Regions from separate parts of the Mus musculus genome. Here region 2 is linked to region 1. The links are chromatin contacts, found by POLR2A ChIA-PET in ENCODE. All regions are on one chromosome and are shown on one strand. The core of a region is the stretch at or near the end of the contact, and the rest is flanking DNA. Distances in the headings are between cores, read along the strand shown. Region 1 holds the start of Rasl11b (RAS-like, family 11, member B). Region 2 has its middle 33 kb from the start of Snora26.

The links. ChIA-PET counts read pairs that join two places held with the same protein, here RNA polymerase II (POLR2A).
Region 2: POLR2A ChIA-PET joins it to region 1 with 10 read pairs in Patski. The contact joins the enhancer-like site here to the promoter of Rasl11b in region 1. POLR2A ChIA-PET finds 5 or more read pairs at or near these places in 3 of 5 experiments (Patski and embryonic stem cell).

Annotation. Positions count from the first base shown.
Region 1 is chr5:74,193,671-74,197,668 of GRCm38, forward strand. It overlaps Rasl11b (RAS-like, family 11, member B), which reads left to right and starts at 1,656. Exons shown (of 4, transcript NM_026878.1): 1 at 1,656-1,920; 2 at 2,433-2,489; 3 at 3,597-3,673. The coding sequence starts at 1,782.
Region 2 is chr5:74,124,822-74,128,819 of GRCm38, forward strand. No RefSeq gene overlaps it. Among named protein-coding and RNA genes, the nearest start is that of Snora26, 33 kb to the left of the region's middle. Within about 2 kb of position 1,775, at least 1 of the 3 ENCODE cell types and tissues checked has a DNase peak (open chromatin) inside an H3K27ac peak, as active enhancers do.

The DNA.
Region 1 (3,998 bases), core at 406-2,905:
CGGTACCTTAATTATAGCCTTGCTAAGTTTGATTTTATAGACCGGCAAAACTCAAGTTTGATTTAAACCACACAGAAAGACATGATGCAAATTGGCCATGCCCTTTGTCCCAGACTCAGACGTCTGATCTTGCTTCAGTCCAGTGTTTTCCCTAGAAGGCAGACTTTTACTACCGTGACTGCTCAGCCTGTTTGCCACCCCACCCCCTCCATTCTGTTGTTCATCCTGGAAGACTTAACCAGGCAAGTCTACATAATCTTCCTAGTTCCCCTCCGATTTCTTCACCCCTTCAAACTGTTACTAGATACAGGGTTTGTCCCGGTCTGACCAGAGTAGGAGGGTAAATTCTTATTACCTGGTGAATGAAGCCCAGAATGGACTGTGATTAAACAAGAAACGGTGTGTTGAGCCTGGAATCAGCTTCTTTTGCTTTTCTACCTTCAATAAAGGTGTACAAAATGCCACAGGCTTTGCTCTTAGGCACCAAGATAAAAGGCCCTGAGGGTTGTAAGGGCATGCTGGTGGCGATAGATAAAGTAGGTTGCTGAAGTTGGGATCTGGCCAGCAGTTGTCTGTGATTTTCTCTGATGAGGACACGGGGGTACTTGGTATTTTTATGAGTGCTAGACTCCTCATCTTCCTTGGCGACAAGCCACTTTTAACTAACCTTTATGACTAGGCTAACCGTGGGGCCCCTCTGCCTCCCGGTGAGTCCAATCCACAGCTGCACTGACTTCTTGTCTTACCTTTCACAGATCTGGGAGGAGGCGTGACTGGGCTAGCCATGCAAGCTTGTTCTAGTGACTTTTAGCCTGGCTTTGCCTCTCGGGGTGCGGTACTTGCTTTCCACGTTGTGTGCCTTCTCGTGGGCTTGCACTGTTGGCAAGAACTAGAACAAAATAGGTATTTTGCCCCAAAGACAAACGCCACATTTTGGGTCACGGAGGGGTGCCTTTGTTTAGGAATACAAGGATGGGGAAAATGTATAATCCAGGATAATACTTTGAATGTAGCCAAGTCAGTGCAAAGATGTCGAGCGCACGAGCAGAACATAGGGCAGGGCCAAACAGGGCAGTGACCTATGGGGCTCCCAGCAGGTTCCTTGGGGTCAGAGGTGGAGAAGCCAGTGGTCAGAGAGGTTAGGGGACCTGGGACCCAATTCAGAGAATGCCTAGGGACTGACCTACGGAGGCCCAGCGGCGAGGTTGGCAGACAAGGGTGGGTGCTTCTAAACCCACCGCGGATCTGAGATCCCGCGGACACGCCAGGTCTCCTATGAAGGCAAGGACAGATTCCCCCCACGTGGACCTGAGACCCAGCAGACACGGCCAGATCCCCCCACGCGGATCTGAGACCCCGTGACCCCGCAGGCACCGGTGCGGCCGCGTGCTAGCGCAGCGGGAGCCGGCTGGGTCCCGCACGTTGCCACCCTCGCGCCGGCCGCCCTGTTTTCCTCGGATCTCACGGGGCCCCGCACTCGCTCTCGGCTCCTGTGGGGGCGCAGCCTGGTAGTGCAGGCCGTGGGCGGGGCCTCGAGCGGGGCGCTCGGGGATTGGCTGCTGGAATGGAGGCGGGGCCTGGGCCAGAGAAAACCCGCGCCCCGGCGGCTGCCATCCCAGCCGCGATCCGGAACCCCCGAGCCTCTCTTCTCGTCGCGCTCTCCCGTTCTTTCCAGTTTCTGCCCGCGCGCCCTCCGACGGGGTACCCTCCTCTCCTTGCAGCGCGAGCCGTCTCCTGTCCTGACTTTCCTCCCCGCTCCGTGCAGCCGGGCCGTAGCGGCGATGCGCCTCATCCAGAACATGTGTACCATCGCAGAGTACCCCGCCCCAGGCAGCACCGCTGCCGACTGCTGCCTGGGGGCTGCGGGCCGCCGGCTCGTTAAGATCGCCGTGGTAGGGGCCAGCGGCGTGGGCAAGACCGGTGAGTCCATGCGAGGAACCCGCTTGGTGGAGGGGCGGGACGTGGGAGACCCCCGCTCGGACTGGAACTGAGAGACGGTGGGCGTTGCAGTGGGATCCTCTGCCTCTTCATGTCTCTGCTTTAACGAAGAGGGTCACTGGGGCCCAGAGCGTCCCGCCGACTTTCGGGCCAGAGTAGAACTTTGGGGCTTTGGGCTTTTGGCAGGATCTGGGGCGGAATGGGGGAGCTAGTGATTGTAACCCCTCCAGGAGTTCCGTAAGGTTAGGAAGAAGTTTGCCTGCTGGAAGGCTTAGGTGTGGCCCAGCTGGGCTCCGCGGAGGGGCTGGGCCTCAAGACCCTTCCTGCTGGCAGAGCTGTAATTCACTCCTACCTCCTTGTGTCTGGTAGAGGGTCAAGGAGCCCTCGGTGGCCGGCTGTGACTTTCTTTGGAAGAGTTGTTTTCCAGGTGGGGGTGGGGTGGAGAACCGTCTAACTTAGTGGGTTAACAGTCTGTTTTCTTTTCTGAATTGCAGCTTTGGTGGTCCGATTCCTCACTAAACGATTCATCGGGGACTACGAACGAAATGCAGGTGAGGAAACGTACGGAGACCAACCCTGTTGGGATGGCCGCCCTCATTTCTCAGTACCTTTAAGGACACTTCCTTCAGAGTGACAGTGTTTAGCATCAAGATTCTGCTACTTCCAATTCTGCACGCCCCCTCCCCCTCCCCCTTCCCCCTCCCCCCAGCTGCCATCTGGCCTCATTCCATTCTTGGCGCATTCATCATTTTATCAAGTGCCCGAAAGTATTCCCTGTGGTATGTTTTAACTATAGGGACCCCAGTTGGAAGCACCGTTTGTACTCCAAGGCCTTGTCCTTTAAAACATGCCTGCAAAAGTCATAAAAAAAAAAAATACCCAACCAAACAAAAAACCCAGCTGCAAGCTCCTCCCCCACCCTCTCCCTCTGCTGGCTGCCTTTCAGGGGCGACCTTTGAAAGCAAAGGCCAAAGAAGAGTTGTAAGCCTAAAGTTCTTTCCTTAACAAAGACAAATAAGTAGCTGCTATGATTCTAGCAGGGGGAGAGCAAATTGCTTAACTAAGTAGACTGTATGGTTAAATTAGTAGACTTGTATTAAGTACCAGTTGGGGATTTAGTTGAAATGAGCCATATAAGCTGTCCCAAGATAAGACCTGGTGGCCTTCTGCTTTGATATAGAGCTGATCAGAATCATGGCACATATTCATGCTAAGAGGGATGCTAACTGTGCATTTACTAACCGTGTTTGCTTATGAAGCTATTGTGGGCAAAATATAACTGTTCAGAGAATGATAATATAAAATAAAAACAGAAACCCTGCGTATACTGAGCCAGAAACTTTCCTCCGTGGAACTACTCTAAATATGGAAACTCAGTTAAAATTAGACCAGCAAGTTTCTAAAAACCCACAAACTTTGACCTACTTTTGATAAAATTTGATAATCTACTAGCAGGGGCTTAAGACTGCACGTGGCCTTTAAACAAGATCTGAATTAAGTGCATTAACTAGAAGTAAATCACATCTTTCTCTTGTGTGTATCGGTGCAAGTCGTGGTACATTAAAAACAAACAAACAAACAAACAAAAACCCAAACCATAATGTTTCCCGAGGCTGCACATGAAAGAGGAACACACTCTCCTTTCTCTGTCTTCATAGGTAATCTCTACACAAGACAAGTTCACATAGAAGGAGAAACGCTGGCTATTCAGGTCCAGGACACTCCGGGCATCCAGGTGAGACACTGATGCTGACAGGGCCAGAGCAGACACCGGCGGCTGAGGCACTGCTCACTTGTTTAAGTGTAAGGGACACGAGATGTGGGCAGTCAGGTCTAGACGGTACTTGTGGTTTGACAGTTAAATTGTACCTGACCGCAGGTCAGCCTTGGCCCGGTTCAGTTTGGGGAGCTGGGAGAAGAAGGGGAGCCCCTCTTGTAGGAGGGGAATCACCGGAGCAGGGGGAACCAAACCAGCCCTTAGAATTGGCAGTACTTCCTTCCTTTGGTTTTTATTTATGTGCCTTTGGCATCAAAACCCAAATATTCAGGCCCAGTCTCCA
Region 2 (3,998 bases), core at 525-3,024, 69 kb before region 1:
AGGTCAGAACTGGAAACGGGAAGTGCCAGCTGCAGTGGGCTTTTTGTTAGTTTGTCATTTATTTATTTATTTATTTATTTACTTATATACTCCAGGTTTTATCCCCCCGCCCCCCAACTGTTCCACATCCTATACCTCCTCCCTACCTCCCTGTCTCCACGAGGCTGTACCTCCCACTCAACCAGACCTCCAAACACCCTGGGGCCTCCAGTCTCTTGAGGGTTAGGTGCATCTTCTCTGACTGAGTCCAGACCCGACAGACCTCTGCTGTATATGTGTAGGGGGCCTCATATCAGCTGGTGTATGCTGCCTGTTTGGTGGTCCAGTGTTTGAGAGATCTCAGGGGTCCAGGTTAATTGAGACTGCCGGTCCTCTTACAGGGTCACCCTCCTCCTCAGCTTCTTTGAGCTTTCCCCTAATTCAACCACAGGGGTCAGCAGCTTCTGTCCATTGGTTGGGTGCAAATCTCTGCATCTGACTCTTTCAGCTGCTTGTTGTATCTTCTGGAGTGAGGCCATGAAAGGTCCCTTTTTGTAAGTGCTCCATAGCTTCAGTAATAGTGTCAGGCCTTGGGACAGCCCCTTCAGCTTCAGTGTTTTAAAAGTGGTCAATACATCAGAAAGGCTTCCACAGCTGTTGCTGAAAGAGCTAAGATCGGGAATCTATTGGCTCTAAGTTCGTACACTGTTTTGTCCTTGGAGAAAGGATGAACAACTTGTCTTGAGGCACTCAGGGGGTATGAATTCCCTGAGCTATTTTGCACCCTAATGAAGAGCTAAGCACACCCACTGCCTCAGTCAGCCAGTGCCATCGGTAGTCAACGATTACAGAGTACAAAAGGTATTTTTTATACGGTTCCGGTGGTTGGGCAGGGTAAGTGTGAATTCATCACTTGTGCTAGAACTTCGAAAAAAAATATCACAAAGGTGCTTACACTGAATGGAAGTTTATTCTGGTTCAGCTGTGACTTCTAAAGACTTTTGTAATGGTTTTTTTAATGGATTTCTGTGTCAGCCTTAAAATGCATAGGAGGTGGGTTGTTTGTTTGTTTTTTCGAGACAGGGTTTCTCTGTGTAGCCCTGGCTGTCCTGGAACTCACTTTGTAGACCAAGCTGGCCTCGAACTCAGAAATCCACCTGCCTCTGCCTCCTGAGTGCTGGGATTAAAGGCGTGCACCACCACACTCGGCATGTTTTTCTTTTTCTTTTTTTTTTTTTTTTTTCGGTTGTTTGGTTTTGTCTTTGTGAACAGGTTTTCTCTGTGCAGCCGTGGTTGTCCTGGAACTTGCGGTGTAGACCAGGCTGGCCTTGAACTCTCCGAGGTTCAAAAGCCTCTTGCCTCCTGAGTGCTGGGATTAAAGGAGTGTGCGTGCCAAGTGCCACCACTGACCTGTTGGGGGTGTTTTTCTTTGGTTTCTTTTAAAGCAAATGTCAGCTCCAGCCGCTGTAGCAGCTGTGCTCAGGAATCCTCCAGATGCATTGTTGTCCACTCATGCTCCTGGCTTGGGCCATTCCATTCGCTCCAGGCCAGGAATATACCTGCTCCTTGGAGCCGGCTGTGATATTGAGAATCAACTTGGGAAATCCGCCCTGCGGTGGCCAAGCACAGCCGTCAGCGTGCTGAAGATGCCCTGATCCTTAGTTCTGACCGCAAAGTTCTGCTCCGGGCAAGCAAAGCTCGAGGGGACACGCGGCCGTCCTGATGTCCAAACTACGGGGTACTCCTTGCCAAGCCCAGGACCTAAACCCCAGGCCACAAGCTACACGGTGACCCAAAGCCTGGCAGGGCGGGCCATAGAAAGGCAACCAATAAAGGTGGAGCGCCACGAGCAGCCAGCCAATCCCAGAGAAGATTCGGGGCGGGGCCTACATATGCTATAGTCCCTGGCCTGACTATTGGCTGACAGGGTTGTTCAGGCCGTCTGGCCCCTTCCAGCTCTGGATCTGGAGGAAGAAGCCTGGGAGCTTCTGGAGTGCCCTTCTCTGGGCGCCAGGTCACCAAACCGAACCCAAAAGGCTCTCCCTACGCCTTGGTGCTGAGGATCTGGCGCTCACCGTGGGTCTTCTCGATTGCTCTGTACTTGTACGTCTCGGGACAGCTTTGAGTCCTGGCTTCCTTGCTTTCAGAGCTACCGTTTCTTTGTCCACAAAACTCCGGGCTCCACCCCCAACATCACATAAACTAGTGGTAGTGGTGCAAGCCTGTAACCCCAGCATTCAGTGGGCAGTGGCAGGGAGATCCTGGTTTAAAAGTTATCTTTGACTACATAGTTAGTTGAGACCAGCCAGCGATGCATTAAGTCCTGCCACAGAAAGATGAGTGTAAGCCTAGTTTTGATGGCTAAACCATCTATCTCTCCAGCCCCTCCCTCTCAACAGAGTTACCAAAGAAGACATCCAATGTCAACAACCTCTGGCTTCTATACACACATGCGCACACATCTGTGAACATGTGTACACACCACACACACAAGCTCTCTACCCTCTAAGCCCCCGCCCCGAAAAGGAGTAAAGCCAGAGATGAGAGGCATGTGATCATGAAATGAAGGAGAGATATGTCCCTTCTGTAGAAGTGACAGCATTGTGTCGTGATGTCGCTCCACGATTCGATCAGAGATAGTGTGTAAGCACTGTAAATCAGCCTGGGGGTAAACAGTGAAAACAGTGAACAGGGAAGACAGTAACAAGTTCAGCACATTGACCCTGGAGTGTGGGACCGCTGGCTTAGTGGACAGACATGAATATAAGAACCTTTTTAGGGATGTAAACCTATCACTCAACAAGAGATATTATGGGGCAATAGAGAGCTAGCTCAGTGGTTAAGAGCACTGATTGCTCACCTGGGCTCATCTCCCAGCATCCACTGGGCTGCTCACAACCATCAATAACTCTAGTTCTAAGATCTAATGTCCTCTACTGACCTCTTCTGGCATCAGGCACTCACAGAGTGTACAGACAGACATACATGGGGGCAAAACACTCACTCAGAAAAGGTAAATATTTGTTAAGAGGTATCATGGCGAAGGTCGGTGACACGGTGACACCCCCTGAGACTGACGAAGGGACGACAAAGTGGAGAACTGAAGATCAGTTTCTGAGGCAAAGGGGAAGAGCCTGGGAATCTCTCATCCGTAGAGGGAAGACCGGCACAGAGCGTGTTCCAGGAAGGAGTTCCTGTGCATTCATGGATGTGTAGAACAGCTTCTGGAACTTCTGCACCAACAGTGGAGGGCTAGGGTGACTGAGATGTGATGTAGTGTGGAGATATCAACTAGGCCACAGGGGAAGGTGCTGCTGGGGTTTCTGAGGTTGCCGGACCAGCCTTCGACACAGGTGAGCATATTTAAAAATCTCCCAAAACAAAGCTGGCCTTGGCAGAACACCCTTACATGTAATCCCACCACTTGAGGGGCTGAGGTAGTAGGACTAGGACTGATATTAGTTCAGGCCAGCCAGGGCTACATACTGAGGCTCTGCTTCAAACCAAACAACAAAATGTCCTTAACTAATATGAATGCAGATCAATAAAGCATTGGTATTTACATGACATGCCCAGCATATGTTCAGGCGTGTCTGTTAGATAATAGTAGCTGACCTTTAGTGGATATTCATTATACCCTATAGCTGCTCTATGCAGTTTAGCTGGAGCTGGGCCTGGTGTCAAACAGAAGTTATGAAGACTGAGTGGGAAGAATGGAGAGTTCCAGGCCACTCTGCGGTTCTTGATGAAAAGCTACCAGGGACCTTGCTTCAAAACAAAGCAAAAGCAAAAAAACCCAATGCCGATCCCATTTCTTCCACCAGTTCCTCTTGCCAGCAGGATGCTTGAATTCCTCATTTTAACCCAAGGACCCGTGCACTGCTAGTGTTTTGGGAAAGCTATTGGACCACCCTGTTCACTGAAGCAGTTGGTCACTCTTTACACTTTACACTGGCCTCACCTTCACACTTGCACACTCATGTGCACAAACATGGGCTTAGGAACCCTGCAGTGGCAAG